Linked DNA regions of Homo sapiens: region 2 is linked to region 1. A link is a loop called in an ENCODE intact Hi-C map of the cell type or tissue named here. Cell type or tissue: GM12878. All regions are shown on one strand. Links, peaks and the distances in the headings refer to the core of each region. The heading gives the core; the rest is flanking DNA. Region 1 has its middle 37 kb from the start of ATG4C. Region 2 overlaps DOCK7 (dedicator of cytokinesis 7).

The links. Hi-C counts contacts between places; a loop is a spot of excess contacts. Peaks named below come from ENCODE experiments on the same cell type or tissue, not always from the same donor. Only the 100,000 strongest peaks of a DNase experiment are listed, where the experiment ranks them.
Region 2: it touches region 1 in a loop (11-fold over the local background); 83 of 110 quality-filtered maps call a loop at or near these places.

The regions. Positions count from the first base shown.
Region 1 is chr1:62,742,559-62,752,338 of GRCh38, reverse strand. No RefSeq gene overlaps it. Among named protein-coding and RNA genes, the nearest start is that of ATG4C, 37 kb to the left of the region's middle. In GM12878, for the core only: a CTCF peak has its summit at 5,619 (motif pointing right); a DNase peak (open chromatin) is centred at 5,658.
Region 2 is chr1:62,503,885-62,511,884 of GRCh38, reverse strand. It overlaps DOCK7 (dedicator of cytokinesis 7), which reads left to right. Exons shown (of 50, transcript NM_001367561.1): 34 at 1,212-1,308; 35 at 3,827-3,923; 36 at 6,069-6,203; 37 at 7,103-7,255. Among named protein-coding and RNA genes, the nearest start is that of USP1, 71 kb to the right of the region's middle. In GM12878, for the core only: a CTCF peak has its summit at 3,528 (motif pointing left); a DNase peak (open chromatin) is centred at 3,504.

The DNA of each region.
Region 1 (9,780 bases), core at 743-8,742:
TACTCGGGAGGCTGAGGCAGGAGAATTGCTTGAACCCAGGATGCAGAGGTTGCAGTGAGCCCAAATCATGCCATTGCACTCCAGCCTGGGCAACAAGAGCGAAACTCTGTCTCAAAAAAAAAAAAAATAATAACCTTTAAGTACTGGCACTAAATAAACATAATCCTGCCCAACTTTTTGGTTTCTGTAGAGAAGCCAAAAAGTCAAGAGTTCTTTCTGGCTGCCTTTTTATAAAATATATAAAGCAGCCCAACTGTAGTGGCTCATGCCTGTAATCCCAGCACTTTGGGAGGCTGAGGCAGGCGGATCACTTGGGGTCAGGAGTTTGAGACTAGCCTGGCCAACATGGCAAAACCCTTTCTCTACTAAAAATACAAAAATTTAGGTGAACATGGTGGTGTGCACCTGTAGTCCCAGCTGTTTGGGAGGCCAAGGCATGAGAATTGCTTGAACCAGGAGGCGGAGACTGCAGTGAGCTGAGATCACCCCACCGCACTCCAGCCTGGTTGACAGAGTGAGACCCTGTCTCAAAAAAAAAAAATATATATATATATATATATTATATATACACTATATATATAATATATATACTATATATTATATATACTATATATAATATATAATATATATACTATATATAATATATAGTATATATAATATATATAGTATATATACACTATATATATACACAATATATATATACACTATATATATACACACAAACAAAATATATAAAAATATATATAAAGCTAGGTTTTTTTATAATTGTATTTTAAAAGTAGAGTTTTTATGATATCAAGAGTTAATATTAAGTTAGTAGCTTCCTTCTGAACCTTGCTCCAAGTCAAAGTTTGAGACCTGGCTTTGGGTTAAAGTAACAAATGGCCCAGTTTGACCCTTCCCTCTTCTTCCAAGCCCACTGAATTCCTGAGTCTCCAAATACCAAAAATAGCTCATCCTCTACCAAGACAGAGAGAGAGAGAGAGAGAGAGAGAGAGAGAGAGAGAGAGAGAGAGAGAAAGGTTATTTTTAGATTCAGAGGAATCTGAAATTGGGCCAGGTTGAAATTTAGACTAACACAAGGAATGTTTATGAGCAATATTTGACTTACTGTCTTTCCCTGGAAAGCAGTGTAGTGTAGAAAAAAAGAGCATGGGATTGTTAAAAATGATGTTTATGAATAGTTCATGATAACATGGAAATGTGCCTTATGTTGTAATGGTAAGTGAAAACAACTGAATAAAAAATTATACTTGCAAAACAGTCACACCTCTGTTAAACAAAAAATGAAAAATTACACTTAGAAGAAAGAATATCAAGAAATACAGATCAAAATATCAACAATGCTGGCATTTAGATTATGAAACTTTGAATAATTCTTTTTTTTTACTGCTTTTCTGCATTTCACAAATCATTTATAATTTGTGTGTGTATATATTTGTAATTAGAAAATAGTAACTTTCAAAAGAATGAAAGGAAGTAAAAGAAGGCAAGAAAGAGAAAATGTGAGTTTTGGAGTCAGACTGATCTGAGTTCAAATCACCTAAAAATTGAGACATGTTAGACAAGCCAAGAAGTATAATAATATTTAGTCCCTACTGGGTTACAGGTGGCTTAAACAGCAGTTCTGCCACTACCCGTGAGCAAAAAGAACTGCTACTTTGTATCCTCATGCTTTAGAGGGTCTTATATATAATATACCCCTCTCTCTCTCTTTCACACACACACACAAAAACAAAACAAAACAAACAAAAAAAAAACCATGAGTGCCTTCATCATTGTCTAACTGGTGTTCAGCACTGGCTCAGTGCAACCCTTCATCTTAAACATGTATTCTCAGGACTAACATTGTAACATTGTTCAGGACTCAGAGAAATGCTTCTCTGAATCTCTTGCCCTACCAAAGGCAACTGTGTTCAAATGCTGTAATAGTCTGTGGGTTTTCCTGGTGGCAATATAAAAGATAAATACTGCTTCAGAGTATGGAGAGGACTTGAGTAGCAAAATGCTTAGGTAAGAAAAAAGAGTAATTAATTAACTTGTCAAATTCTTCCTTTTAGCATGAATGCAATAGATTCTTCCATAGCCAAGAATCATTTTCCATTAGAGCAAAGCATCCACTTTCTTGCTTCTGTTCCTATTCCAGTTTGTGGTTCCTAAGTACTCATGAAGCAGCATGGTATTCACAAGAGTTACGTATTGTTACTATGGCAGGCAATCTTCTAAGATGGTCTCCAGTGATTCTCACCTCATTGTATTTATGCCCTTTAAAGTACTATGGCTTCCATCTTACTGGCAGACTCTCTCTATTGCCTTCCTGGCTCACATGCTTTGATGAAACAAGCTGCTATTGTTGGATGGACCCATATGGCAAACAACTGAGGGTGGCCTAGGACCAACAGCTAGTAAAAAACTTAGGCCCTCAGTTCAACAACCTGCAAAGAACTGAATCCTGGCAACAATCACTGTGTAAACTTGCAAGCACATTCCTCCCCAGTCATGCCTTCAAATGAGACCAAAAACCAAAAACCTTGGCCAGCACCTTGACTGCAGCCTTGTCCGAGACCAGGAAGCAGAGGACCCACCTAAGTAAGCCATGGCAATTCCTAACCCACAAAAAGTGTGAGATAATAAATGTTATTCTTTAAAACCACTAAGAGGCTGGGCATGGTGGCTCACACCTGTAATCCCAGCACTTTGGGATGCTGAGGCAAGCAGGAGTTTGAGGTCAGGAGTTTGAGACCAGCCTGGCCAACATGGCAAAACTAGTCTCTACTAAAAACACAAAAATTAGCAAGGTGTGGTGGTGGGTGCCTGTAATCCCAGCTACTCGGGAGGCTGAGGCTGGAGAATCACCTGAACCCAGGAGGCAGAGGTTGCAGTGAGCTGAGATCGTGCCACTGTACTCCAGCCTGGGCAACAAAAGTGAAACTCCATCTGCAAAAAAAAAAATACTAAGAGTTGGAGTAACTTGTTATTCAAAATAAATAATGTAGTGGAAGAGAAAGATTTTGCAATATTAAACATTACATATTACTCCTCAATGTACATATATACATATACGTAGATCTAAACATAATAATTCATGATGTAGTTTAACAATTCTTTACATTGGCAACATGACAAGCATTGCACATTAACAGTGCAAATAGTTTTATCTTTATAAAAATATTTAACAAGTTAAATAAAATTAAAATTAAATACTATTAAATATTTTCAAAATATTAAATTTTTATTTTACTTGAATAATTTTTATTTTGTTAATAAAATTTTTGCTTTGAATTTTAATAAATGAAATTAACAATTTCAGAAGAAAAATAACTTTTTAAAATATAAAAATAATTGTTAAATTTTACATTTATTTTAACTTATATTTTTATAAAATTTATGCAAATTTTATGACCTTATACTTTTTTATTTTTTAATTCCTCAGGCCATTTTACAATAAAATACAATTTATGTAAAAATATTGATTATAAAAACACATTTAGTTATTTTGTTGAAATTAAGGGAAGAAAACTAATCTCATGGAATAAGCATGTGTGATGAGTTGAATTGTGTCCCCTGCTCCTAAAATTTACAGGTTGAAATCCTAAACCCCAGTAACTCAGAATATGACCTTATTTGGAAATAGAATCATTGCAGATATGATTAGTTAAGGTAAAGTGAGATAATACCAGAGTAGGGTGAACTGTGAATCCTATATGACTGGTGTCCTTATTAAAACGGGAAATTTGAACACAGAGACAAACATGAAGGGATAACTCTAGGTGACGATTGGAATTATACTTTCCAGTAGGAGCATGAGACAGATCTTTTCTAGCTCCTTCAGAGGGAGCATGGCCTTGTCAATGCTTTGATCGTGGACCTCCGGTCTCTAAAATTGTGAGATAACAAATTTCTGTTGTTTAAGCCACTCAGTTGGTGGTACTTTGTTATAGCAGCCCTAGCAAACTAATATAGTATGCAATAATTTATAAATTATGTATGTCTTTCTTTTATTACTTGCCCAAATATTGCCAGTCTATCAACAGGATACACAGACATACACAATAATACTTAATTAAGCTCAATCAACTTTGATATTCAATCAATTTGTTATTCATCAATTTGATGACATTCAATAACAGAAAACCATAAGTTTAACCATATTTCCCAATTTGTTATTATAAAAGTATATTTAGACAAGGTAGAAAGATAAAAAAGTATAGTTTTAGCTCTTATAATTAGGTCTATGATCCATTTTGAGTTCCGATGGTATATGCTATGAGGTTAAGAGTTCATTCTTGTGCAAGTGGATATTCAGTTGTCCTAGTGTCATTTGTCGGAAAGATTATTTTTGCCCCACTAAATTGTATTGGCATGTTTGTTGAATATCAGTTGCCCATAAGTTATGGATGTATTTCTGAACCTGCAATTCTATTCTGTTGATATATATGTCTATCCTTATGCCAGCACAATACTGTCTTGACTACTATAACTTTGCGGTAGGTTTTGAAATTGGAAAATGTGAGTTCTCCAACTTTCTTCTTTTTCAACACTGTTTGGCTCTTCTGGGTCTCTTGCATTTCCTTATGGAGTTTAGAATAATCTTGTCAATTTCTGTAAAAAAAAAAAAAAAGCCAGCCAGAATTTTCATAGGAATTACGCTGAATCTGTAGCTCAATTTCAAGAGTATTGACATCTTAACAATATCAAGTCTTCCAATCCATGAACACAGATGCCTTTCTATTTATTTAAACCTCTAATTTCTTTCAATGATTTTTGTATGTTTTGTGTAGAAATCTTGCATTTCTTGTGTTAAATTTATTCCTAAGTATTTTATTCTTTTTGATGCTATTGTAGATGAAGTTGTTTTCTTAATTTCATTTTCAGATTACTTGTTCCTAGTGAATAGGAAAAATAACTGATTGTTGCATATTGATCTTGTACCATACCACCTTGAGTACACTTATTTATTAACTCTTAAACTTTTTTGTGGATTACCTAGGATTTACTTTCTGTATATGTGATGTCATCCATAAACAGATAGTTTTGCTTTTCTCCTTTCCAATTTGGATGTGTTTTATTTCTTTTTCTTAACTAATTGCCCTGATTAGAACCTCTAGAACAATGTTGAATAGAAGTGACAAGAACAATATCTATGTCTTGTGTCTGATCTGAAGGGAAAATCTTATTAGCTGTTGGACTTTGAGCAAGATATCTAACTTCTCCGTACTCAGTTTCCTTATCTGCAAAATGAAAATAATAATAGTACCTCCTTTATAAGGTTCTTGTGAAGATTATAAGAATCAATACAAGTAAAGTACATGGATCAGTGCTGGACATATGTCGTCTGCTTTTATTTTGGTCACTTTACTAAACATCACATGTACTGTCATCATCATTCTTAGCGTAATAGACAAGTTGGCTAAATTTCAAAGAATAATTCCTAAACCTGGGTATCTGTGTTACAAATTGTAGCTTATATTAAAGATATCCTCCTTCATAAAAAGTATAACATGAAGGTTGAGCAGATTAAATATGTCTAGAAAGTTGACCCTAGAATTAGTGATGAGAAAATATTGGGCATAGAAACGTAACAAATTAAACAGATTTCAATGAGTTGCCAGTAGATGGCTCTCTTAATCTGCTATTTCATTTTGAGTTCAGCTCTGTGCTTTTTTATATATTAAGTCACATCATCAAAAACCGCTGAAGAATGAGGCAGAGTGCTTTCCAGGAGCGATCTAATTTATTTGCCTTTCTTCTGGTGGGATTTACCATTCACAGTTGTAAACACACTTGCAGAGAAACCTCCTCAGTCAACCTCTGAGCTGAGAAACCTCCTCAGCTATGGTTTTGTTTGTTTTTAATTAATAAAACATGAGGAAACACTTTTGGATTTTGTTTTGTTTCGTTTTATTTTGAGACAAGGTCTCACTCTGTCACCTAGGCTGGAGTGCAGTGGTGCAATCTCAGCTCACTGAAACCTCTGCCTCGGGGTTCAAGCAATCCTCCTGCCTCAGCCTCCTGAGTAGCTGAAATTACAGGTGTGTGCCCCCATGCCCGGCTAATTTTTTAAATTTTTTGTAGAGACGGGGTTTCACCGTATTGCCCAGGCTGGTCTCAAACTCCTGACTCATGCGCCTGCCTCGGCCTTCCAAAGTGCTGGGATTATAGGTGTGGGCCACCAGGCCCGGCCTGGAAATGTTTTAATTGGAGCCTTAGAATGTCAATTATTTTTATTCACCGTGCTAGATGAATGAACATAATTTATTTTTTTAATTTTTCACAGACAATGGACTTCCAGTTTTTCTTGCTATATTTCTTTTTAATAGCTTTAGACCTGTCTAATCCTTCCCTCAGTTTTTCTCTGTATTATAATAAAGCCAAGTAATGGACTTATACAAATTTATCTTTTCTTTCTTTCTTTTTTTATTTTAGAGATAGGATCTCTCTATGTTGCCCAGGCTGCATTTGAACTCCTGGGTTCAAAGTGATCTTCCTGCTTCAGCCTCCCAAGTAGCTTGGACTACAGATACATAGCACCATGCCGGGCAAGTCTATTTGTTCTTTAATATATCGGTTAGCTGTTCAAGACCTTTCTGTTCCTGTGGCACTTTGCCTTCATTTTATTATACTGTCATTTATTAGCATTGATTACTTTTACTACTAGTTCCTCAAATGTTTGGTGAAGCTATACCTTATTCTCTAAGACATTAGTTGCTGTGACAGATACATCCAGATGTTTGCCTGTCAAACCTTACAATGTATAGAGTTCATAGCCCTACCTACTGCTTCTGCAAAGTTCTAGAACTTATTTCCTCAGAATTATGTCTCTAAACTCCTAAATATGCCTGTGCTCTACAGTTCCATCCCATCCTAGGCCAGTTGAGAGAGGAAGAACAGACTCTTCCACTGGTTTCACAAAAAACTTGCTTGTAGCCAAATACTTGATAAAAGTCTGCAGGGTTCTAGAGAGGAGTCACAGGGCAAGGTGCCTAGTCTTTCACCAGTTCAAACAGTTGTTTGGTTTCCCTTCATATTTTCTCTTCTTTACTTCTCTCCATTTCATCCCTATATCTCCAGAATAAAAAAAATAAACTCAACCCTCTTCTCCACAGAACCGTTCTTCCAAGAGTCAGATGTTAAGTTCCTCAGATTCCTGAACTGTTCCCATGGGTAACTCTAAAGCTGGATGGCCTTTTAGGTACGTCCTGAATCAAGGCAAGAGGCCAGCCCTTTGTATCCCTCATTGATCAGTCTTTGGATTCAAGCTATTCTCAGGGAGGAGGGATAAACTTGAGTGAGACACCTCCCTTTGTCTCAGAAAGAGACTCAACTATGAGCCATCAGCAGCCAACACTCCCAAAACCTGAAGGAAACCAATGCTTCGATTCTAAATAAGGCATCTGGGTAGTGTGCTGTAGAATTCACTTCAGAGTCCATCTTCAGAAGAAAAAAGCAAGGCCCCAAAAGCAAGAAATAAACCAGAATAAGCTATGAAGACCCAACAACATTATTTGAGTCCCTTAGCACAGTTCTATTCCTGGAATTTGTAGGGATGTGAGCCAATAGATTCCATTTTCTGCTTTTGCTGTTTGAAATTGGGTTTCTGGCACTTACAACTGAAGGACTCCTGACTAACAATACTTTATGTTTGAAGAAAGCAATAATCACTATTTTCTACTTCCTGCACTTATCACAATGTTTGTATTATAATTTCTTTGTTTATACATCTATTTCTCTAATGAAATTATAAATTTCTTAAAAAATCATATTAGGTTGGTGCAAAAGTAATTGCTGGTTTTGCCATACTTTTATTTACCCTATCTCTAGCATCTATAGAAATGCATAAATAAAGGTGATAGGGAATAAATATTTGTTGAATTAATGAATAAGAAAGTGCCAAGATTATAGACAATGAATGGGTATGGACATGGAAGAGTTCACAGGGCACAATAAGTAAAGAAAGGGTAGTCAAAAATTGACTTACCAAAAAAATAGACTTGAAAGACATAATATTTGGGCTCTCAGAGTTCACATCTCCTCTCTTAGCCCTACCCAAAGTGGAATTTAACCAAAGATACTTAGATTTATTTATTTATTTACTTATTTATTTATGAGACAGAAATGTGTTCTGTTGCCCAGGCTGGAGTGCAGTGGTGCAAACATGGCTCACTGCAGCGTTGATCTCCTGGGCTCAAGTCATCCTCCTGCCTCAGCCTCCTAAGTAGCTGGGACCACAGGCACACACCACCATCCTTGGCCAATTTTTAAAAAAATTTTATTTATTTATTTTTAAATTTTTTTCCTTAAGTTATTGGGGTACAGGTGGTATTTGGTTACATGAATAAGTTCTTTAGTGGTGATTTGTGAGATTTCAGTGCACCCCATCACCCGAGCAGTACACACTGCACCATATTTGTAGTCTTTTATCCCTCACCCCCTTCACACTCTTCCCCTCAAGTCCCCAAAGTCCATTGTATCATTCTTATTATGCCATTGTGTCCCCATAGCCTAACTCCCACATATCAGTGAGAACTTATGATGTTTTGTTTTCCATTCCTGAGTTACTTAACTTAGAATAATAGTCTCCAGTCTATCCTGATCACTGTAAATGCTGTCAATTCATTCTGTTTTATGGCTGAGTAGTATTCCATCACATATATATGATATATGTATCATACATATCATACATCCATATGATATATGTATCATACATATCATACATACATATATGTATATATCTCATATATGTATATATCTCATATATATGATACATATATACACCACAGTTTCTTTATCCACTCATTGACTGATGGACAATTAGTTTGGTTCCACGATTTTGCAACTTGTGAATTGTGCTGCTATAAACATGTGTGTGCAGTATCTTTTTCGAATAATGACTTATTTTCCTCTGGGTAGATATCCAGTAGTGGGATTGCTGGATCAAATGGTAGTTCTACTTTTAGTTCTTTAAGGAATTTCCACACTGTTTTCTATAGTGGCTGTACTAGTTTACATTCCTACAAGCAGTGTAGAAGTGTTCCCTGTTCACAGCATCCATGCCAACATCTACTATTTTTTAATTTTTTTGATTATGGACATTCTTGCAAGAGTGAGGCAGTACCGCATTGTGGTTTTGATTTGGATTTCCCTGATCATTAGTGATGGTGAGCATTTTTTCATATGTTTGTTGGCCATTTGTATATCTTCTTTTGAGAACTGTCTATTCAAGTTCTTAGTCCACTTTTTGATGGGATTGTTTTTTTCTTACTGATTTGTTTGAGTTCATTGTAGATTCTGGATATTAGTCCTTTGTCAGGTATAGATTGTGAAGATTTTCTCCCACTCTGTGGGTTGTCTGTTTACTCTGCTGACTGTTCCTTTTGCCATGCAAATCTCTTTGGATTAATTAGGTCCCAGCTATTTATCTTTGTTTTTATTGCGTTTGCTTTTGGGTTCTTGGTCATGAAATCCTTGCCTAAGCCAATATCTAGAAGGGTTTTTCCAATGGTATCTTGTAGAATTATTATAGTTTCACGTCTTAGGTTTAAGTCCTTAATCCATCTTGAGTTGACTTTTGTATAAAGTGAGAGATGAGGATGCAGTTTCATTCTCCTACATGTGGCTAGCCAATTATCCCAGCACCATTTGTTGAAAAGGGTGTTCTTTCCCCACTTTATGATTTTGTTTGCTTTGTTGAATATCAGTTGGCTGTAAGTATTTGGGTTTATTTCTGGGTTCTCTATTCTGTTCCATTGGTCTACGTGCTTATTTTTATACCAGTACCAT
Region 2 (8,000 bases), core at 1-8,000, 240 kb after region 1:
TTCTTAACTTTCAGTTCTAAGACATTATTAACTATTGAGAGTTTCGTGGGAAAAAATGTAAATGATAGAATATTATAGTTAATTTTGCTAACTATCTTAATATAGGCATATCTTTTTGTTTTTTTCCATAAATTTCCTAAAGACATGGATTTCAGAATTTAAAAAAGAGAAAGAGATAAGGAAAGAAAGGAAAGAAAAGGGAAAGAAATTAGAAGAAATAGAGCCATGTCCTTTATTGTACAGGAAATGATTCTTATTTCTCAGTATTTTTTGTATTTCTTTAATTGACATATGTATAGTTGTATTCTTTTGTATTTGTTTTTCAGTATTTTTAAAAATTTATATTTGAACTCTGAACATTTACTTTCATTATTCTTCATCCTCTTAACCAATTTAAAGTCTTACCTTTTCCAAAAACAAGCAGTTTTATAGTTGAAAGTTTGAAATTATGACTGAGTCCATTGTTTAAATGTATATTTGTGTATTCTCCACATTCTCAATGCTGTCTCCACTCCTAATGGATTTGTATGAATCATTTCTATTGCTGCCACCCCTTAAAGGAACCCATACATGCAGTCTGCCTTCAAACCTAGAAACCACTTTATCAGCCTAGACATAACATGCTTGGACAAAGTACATATCATTTCTGTTCTTAAGGAGCTTATATACTTGTGGTCCTAAGTGTTATGGAAAGGAACAAAGCAAAAGAAAAGGAAAAGGAGGTATTGGAGAGTGGGAGGCCTTTCTAAGGAGGCGATAAAGGAAAATTTGTGAGAAGAACAATTAGGAAAAAGGAACAACAACCATTGCACAGGTTGTAAGTCAGAAGCGTAGTCAGAGTATATACTGATAGATTCGCAAGGATAACAGAAAGCGGTAAGCAAGAGGAAGAATGGTAGGAAATAAAGTCATATCATGTAAGGCCTTATAAGCCATGGTTAAGATTTTAAGCAAACCAATGTTAGAACATTTGCTTATTTAAGTGGGTATTGTTTTAAAGAAAAGATACTGCATATAGCAAGTACATTTCTTCTGAAATTATTGTGAAAATTTTTAATAAAAAGCACCATTGTCAGGTTTTTCAACTTGTACTGAGGATAAAATGGCTTGTACAAATTATTGTTGTATATTTCTTACATGATTGCAAGTATACATATATGTGGTCCAACTGAAATAACATTTGAAAATTGGTTTTGAAATTTATTTGACAGAGAGAAGCCCATCTGGAAGTGCCTTTGGAAGTCAAGAAAATTTGAGGTGGAGGAAAGATATGACTCACTGGCGTCAAAACACAGAGAAGCTTGACAAGTAATACAGCTTTCTATTTTATGTTACTGATGGGTGTGTTGAATTTTAAAATGTAAGAGGAAAATGATAACTTTTACTTTATATTTACATTTAGTATTTACACTTAATAAATATATTAAGTCTTAGAGAACAAAATATTTAATTTAAAAATTTTAGATTTAAAAAGATTTGGAGGAAGAACTTCTCGTGGTATAGTAAGGCAAAATATTATATTTTAAACTCCATTTTCTTTAAAACATCCTCTTGGAAAATGCATTCAGCAACTATTTTTTGAACATATTTTAGGTGTCACATTGAACTAATATTTCAAATATTACAAAGAATCAGAAACCTGACATTTGTCGTTATGGAGCTTATAATATAATTCAAGAAAGACAAAACAATACAGGTCTTCTGTTTCTAGCATAAAGGCAGACTTGATACATTGACTGATCCTACTGCCATAAACACCTACAATACACTTACATGAATCTTCTTACTGCCCAAGTGGCTGCAGGTAAACTTTTCTGGCTTGAGATTTGGCACTGAGTCAAGGGGCTAAAATTTTTTTCTTGAGAATTTCTAATTATAAGTTAGCCCGCAAGTAGCTTCACTGGCCCATAAAACTTTGAGAATGGAGTGACCAACTCATTTCAGGTTTGCCTAGCACTCTCCCAGTTATAGCACTGATTGTCCCACATCCCAGGGAGCCCTTTAGTCCTGTCCTAAGGCAAACCAAGATGATTGATTACCCTATCTGAGAACCATCATCAGCCCAAGCCTCAGAAGATTCTCACAAATAAACTTTCACAATATTTTCTCACAGACAGTAAAATCATAAAACAGAGGAAACAAGTGAGAGCCAGCAGAGAAACAAGTTTCAGTACCATATGTATGAGAGCTTGAAATAATCAGATATTGAATGTAATATAAATATATTAAAATTCTTAACCTTGGAATGTGTGCTTTCCTTTCTTTTTCTCCGTCTGTCCAAATCTATTTCTCTGATGGTTTTTCTACATGTGTTATTTTTTAGAAATCACAGAGTAGCCAGGTACTGTACTATCAGTATAGTAGTGCTTTATTTCTGCATTTGTAGAATGTGTTCTCTTGGCTTATCTTGCTGTGTTTTGAGGGAGACTTTTTTGGTGTTCTCCTGATTCTTTTTGTTTAAACCATCTTATGTTTCTTTATAAAATGTCACTGGAAATTTTAAGTTTGAACATTAAATATTTTATTTTCCAGTTTAATTTTGATAATTGTATTCTTTTTTTTTTTTTTTTTTGAGACAAGATCTCACTCTGTCACTCAGGCCAAAGTGCAGTGGCACAATCATGACTCACTGCAGCCTTGACCTCCTGGGCTTAGGTGAGCCTCCCACCTCAGCCTCCCAAGTAGCTGGGATTATAGCTGTGCACCACCACGCCCAAATAATTTTTGTAGAGACAGGGTTTTGCCATGTTGTGCAGGCTGGTCTCTTAACTCCTGGTCTCAAGGATCCCCTACCTCAGCCTTTCAAAGTGCTTTTATTCTTAAATTGAATTTGTAAACTGTAAATTAATGAAGTATTCTCTTTAGTGGTAATAATAAAGACTCACAGACTTACAGATCTAAAAACTTAGAAAAGTTAGTGTTTAATATGGCCTTGTACTTTATGTGTTATTTTGTCTACTTTGGTGTAATATATAGTATCTGTATATCTATTATTGCTAAAACAAAAATCTCAACTATATTCATAAATCATGTGTAATTATTCTTACATTTTTATTTGCATTAAATGATACTTTTACAAATATTAGTATTTAAGTAAACCACTTTATTGCATCAAACTGTTTTGTTCTTTTTTCTTTATTATTTTTCTAGCTTTATTGAGTTATAATTGACAAAATTGTATATATTTACAGAATATAACATGATCTTTTAATATATGTGTACAATTGTGAAATGATTACCACAGGCAAGCTAACTAGCATATTCGTCACCTCACATCCTTTTTTCCCCAAATTTGTTGTGTTTCCAATGAGTAATTCCATCTAGTCTCACTGAAGAGTTAAATTATCATCTGAGCATATTTATATAAAAAAAATTGGGGGAAAATTAGATGAAACCTTAGACAAATTAAGTACATTTATCCTGAATACAGACATTGGAAATATTTGAAATAGTAAGATGAATACTAAATATTTGAATGTTGTTTTCCATGAAGCAGTCCTAAATACAAGCCCACATAGCACCACCTAGTGTCAGTGTCACTTAGAATAAAACTGTCTGCTGCATGTTTGAAAGCTAAAACATAAACATTTATGCTTTTAGTGGCATTACACTTCTGTAATGGGGTGAGAAAGTGTGTATTGTTGTGGTTAACAAAAAAGCTGCATAAATGTGTAAACTACTGCCTTTTTTCTTATTCTCTTGTAATTTTTTATCAGGCAAATATTGAAAATGGTTTGAAATTTTTTATTTCTATGCATCCTTAAGTCTTTTCAGAATTGTAGTTTTCAAAAAGATAAATATAATTTCTTACAATATTTTGTATTAGATCAAGAGCAGAGATTGAACACGAAGCACTGATTGATGGAAACCTGGCTACAGAAGCAAACCTAATCATTTTAGATACATTAGAGATTGTTGTTCAGGTAAGAATGCAAAGAAGAGAAATTTAAAATACGGATTTGGTAAATTGAGGTTGGAGGGAAAAGTGTTTACTGTGAGCCATAAAATTACATTTTATTAAATATTGGTAGTTCCTAAAAGTTTCGTTCCAAGCATTCTGAGATTCTCTGTAATTATAAATTCCCATAGCTTCAACTGTTTCTTCATGGAGGATGATTATGAAATCTTTATCTCCTTGTCTTTCCCCTTGATGGCCTAGTCTTGCATTTCCAAATATCCTCTGAGTATTTATAGGTGGAAGTTCTGCCATCAGGTGAGATTCAACATGCATGTATAGCTATAGCTACATATAGATAAACTGGGTTTATGCAGTATCCTCTGTATACCACAGCAATGTTTCAGGCTTTTTATCTATAATCATTGTGTTGGGTCCTAACAGTTGCCCTCTGGGCAGTATTCTGTAGTAACAATGTGATAGCTGACATTTATTTAGTTTTTTCTGTGTTAAACATTGTCCTAAGCACTTTACAAATATTAACTCATTTGATCCTTCTAAGAAACTCATGACATTGAAACTGTCAGTATCCTCATCTTGTAGATGAGAACACTTAGGCACAAAGATGTTAAATAACTGCCCATAATGACGCAGCTAGTATGTAGAAGAGCCAGGATTCAAATCAGTTAGCAAGATCTTTCAGATGTTTTAGTAAATATATCTCTCACCTATTCCTTCCATTCCTTTTCTACTACCACTACTCTGCCAGGTTCATATTTCCACGCTATTACAATGGCCACCTACTTCATAACTCACTCTGTATTCTTCCCACCATCCATTCTGTACATTGTTGTGAGAATTTTCCTTTAAAAGTATTTTATGGCTGGGCACGGTGGCTCATGCCTGTAATCCCAGCAATTTGGGAAGCTGAGGTGGGTGGATCACTTCAAGTCAGGAGTTCAAGACCAGCCTAGTCAACATGGCAAAACCCTGACTCTACTCTATTTTATTTATTTATTTATTTATTTATTTATTTATTTTTGAGGTGGAGTTTCGCTCTTGTTGCCCAGGCTGGAGTGCAGTGGCGCAATCTCAGCTCACCACAACCTCCGCCTCCCGGGTTCAAGTGATTCTCCTGCCTCAGCCTCCCAAGTAGCTGGGATTACAGGCATGCGCCACCACGCCCAGCTGATTGTGTATTTTTAGTAGAGACAGGGTTTCTCCACGTTGGTTAGGCTGGTCTCGAACTCCTGACCTCAGGTGATCCACCCACCTCAGCCTCCCAAAGTGTGGGGATTACAGGCGTGAGCCACTGCACCCAGCCAACCCTGACTCTACTAAAAATAAAAAAATTAGCTGGGTGTGGTGGCGCACACCTGTAATCCTAGCTACTCAGGAGGCTGAGGCACAAGAATTGCTTGAAGCCAGGAGGCGGAGGTTGCAGTGAGCCAAGATCAAGCCACTGCACTTCAGCCTGGGTGACAGAGTGAGACTCCATCTCAAAAACAAAAAAAAAAAGATTTTATCAGTCATTATCCTGACTAAAGTTTTAAAAATAGAAAAAATTTAATAAGTCCAAGATAACTGATCCCAAGATGGTTGCTTGAGCTGCGGCCATCATGTCTGTATTTCATTCAGTGAAAAGAAACAGCAGGGACAGAGTACATTTCTTTTTTTAAGGGCATGACTCAGAAGATGTAACTTCTCTTTTGTTCACCTCTCTCTGTAGCCGGATTCAAAGTCTTCAGCTAAAATTCAGGATTTCAATTATTAAAGAAGAAAAGAATGGTTATTTGTGTACCACCAACATTTTTTGCTCTAGGCACCACTCAATTTTTCAGCCTTATCTCTAGTTATTTTCTACATGAACCTCAAGTCAATTCAAATTTACTTACTAATTTTCCTAAAACACACCTTATGATTTCTTGCCATTGTATCTTACTCCTGTTTTTTCTCATTTAAATTATATTTATTCTTTTTCCCCCTTTTCTTATTCAAATCCTGCTTAGCTCCTTCTTGAAGCCATCCTAGATCTTATGTTATCATTTTTTTATCTTTTAAAACTTTACTTATACATACAGGGAGGCCTTTATTTATACATAGGGAGGCCTGTAACATCCATAACTAAATTGCAAGTACATCTCTATTTTATTTGTTTATTTTTAAATTGCAGACCGTTTCTGTAACGGAATCCAAAGAGAGCATTCTTGGTGGAGTGCTAAAAGTGCTACTACACAGCATGGCCTGTAACCAAAGTGCAGTTTATCTACAACACTGTTTTGCTACACAGAGAGCCTTGGTTTCAAAGGTAGGTTATTTTGTACCTGCAGTGTTGTCAGACTTTGTTTTTTTTATTAACATTGTCTAAGATCATTTGACACATTCATTGGTTAATATATGTAGTAATATATTAATGAATATGTGTAGTTAAAATTTAAATAATAACCTAAGACCCTTAATTCTTCTTTGCCTCTCTACTGCTGCCTGCCTTTTAGAATTTTTCATTTATTCGAATCACCTTTAACCAGTTCTGGTTTGAAAAACAGTAACTTGGATGTGGAGAAGGGCCTGAAATTAATAGCCAATCTTAAATATGGGGCTTCTCTTGTTTTCTCTTCACTTGGTTCTGTTTTTATAAAAAACTCAATTTATAAAGAATTCAATATATAAGCAATTCAACCCACTGAAATTATTTTATGATGAATGGAAAAGAAGGTATGTGTTTGTTCAACTGCTTTAAATGTTTACTTCTTATATTTGTTTTCCCTTAGAAATATGTATATTCTTAAATTTTGAAGGTAGCTATTTCATTTTAATCATCCTAGAGGATGGAATGCAGAGATGTTGATGAAAATAACTTACGTATTATTTTGTAATAAATATAGAATTCATATATGTTGATTACTAAGTGTTTTATGCACATTCTGATAGAAGCTTCACAACAATCCCTTGTAGATATATTATTAGGCCTATTTTGTGGATGAGAAAACTTGTCCAAGGTCCCACTACTAGTTAGTAAGTGGAATAATGAGCATTCGAACCCAGTTTGACTCTGTGTCTCACACTATTAACCATTAGCTAATATTGTCCTAACCATTCTTTTAATTTCTGGGCTATACTAACAAGTCTCCAGTTCAGGTTATATTAACATATCTCAGAAACTTTTACTGTAAAAATTCAGTGGTGGTTTGTTTTGTTGTTTTACAGTTTCCTGAACTCTTATTTGAAGAAGAGACAGAGCAGTGTGCTGATTTATGCCTCAGGCTTCTCCGACACTGTAGCAGTAGCATCGGTACAATACGGTCACACGCCAGTGCCTCCCTTTACCTACTAATGAGGCAAAACTTTGAGATTGGGAATGTAAGTATTTTATCATGAAAATTCTCTGTATTCATAATGAAATATAACTTCTGCTGATAGTTATTAAATCAGTTTTTGGGAGAGCATGGAGTTTTTTGTATATTTTTAGTCTAATCATAGGCTATCTTGATATTTCTCATTCTGTGTATATCTTACAAAAATCCAAATCTCCAATTGTGTGCATATCATGTGTACGTATGTATGTATGTATGTATATTAATACAGACTTAGAATATAAATGTACATTGAGCAGTTTTAAATTTTAATTGTCCCTAAGTAAAAAGAAATACAAGTTTAAGTATCTTGGCTTGATATTTTACAATTACATGTCACAGCCTTTGAAGAATTCCATTTTTTCATTTGTCTTTTATTATATGTTATATTCATGTGTTATATTTTTCCTTTTTGAGTCAAATATTTAGTTCATTTATTTTTGCTTATGTAAGTATTTAAGGCCTTGAATTTTCCTTTAAGTGCTATTTTTGGCGTCTCCTTGGTTCTGATATTTAGTAATGTTGTCATTTCAGTTTGTGTTTTCTTTTTAACCCAAAGAGTTGACTAGCCTTATTTTTTTTTTTTTTTTGAGACGGAGTCTCACTCAGTCGCCCAGGCTGGAGTGCAGTGGCGTGATCTTGGCTCACTGCAAGCTCCGCCTCCTGGGTTCACGCCATTCTCCTGCCTCAGCCTCCCAAGTAGCTGGGATTACAGGTGCCCGCCACCACGCCCAGCTAATTTTTTGTACTTT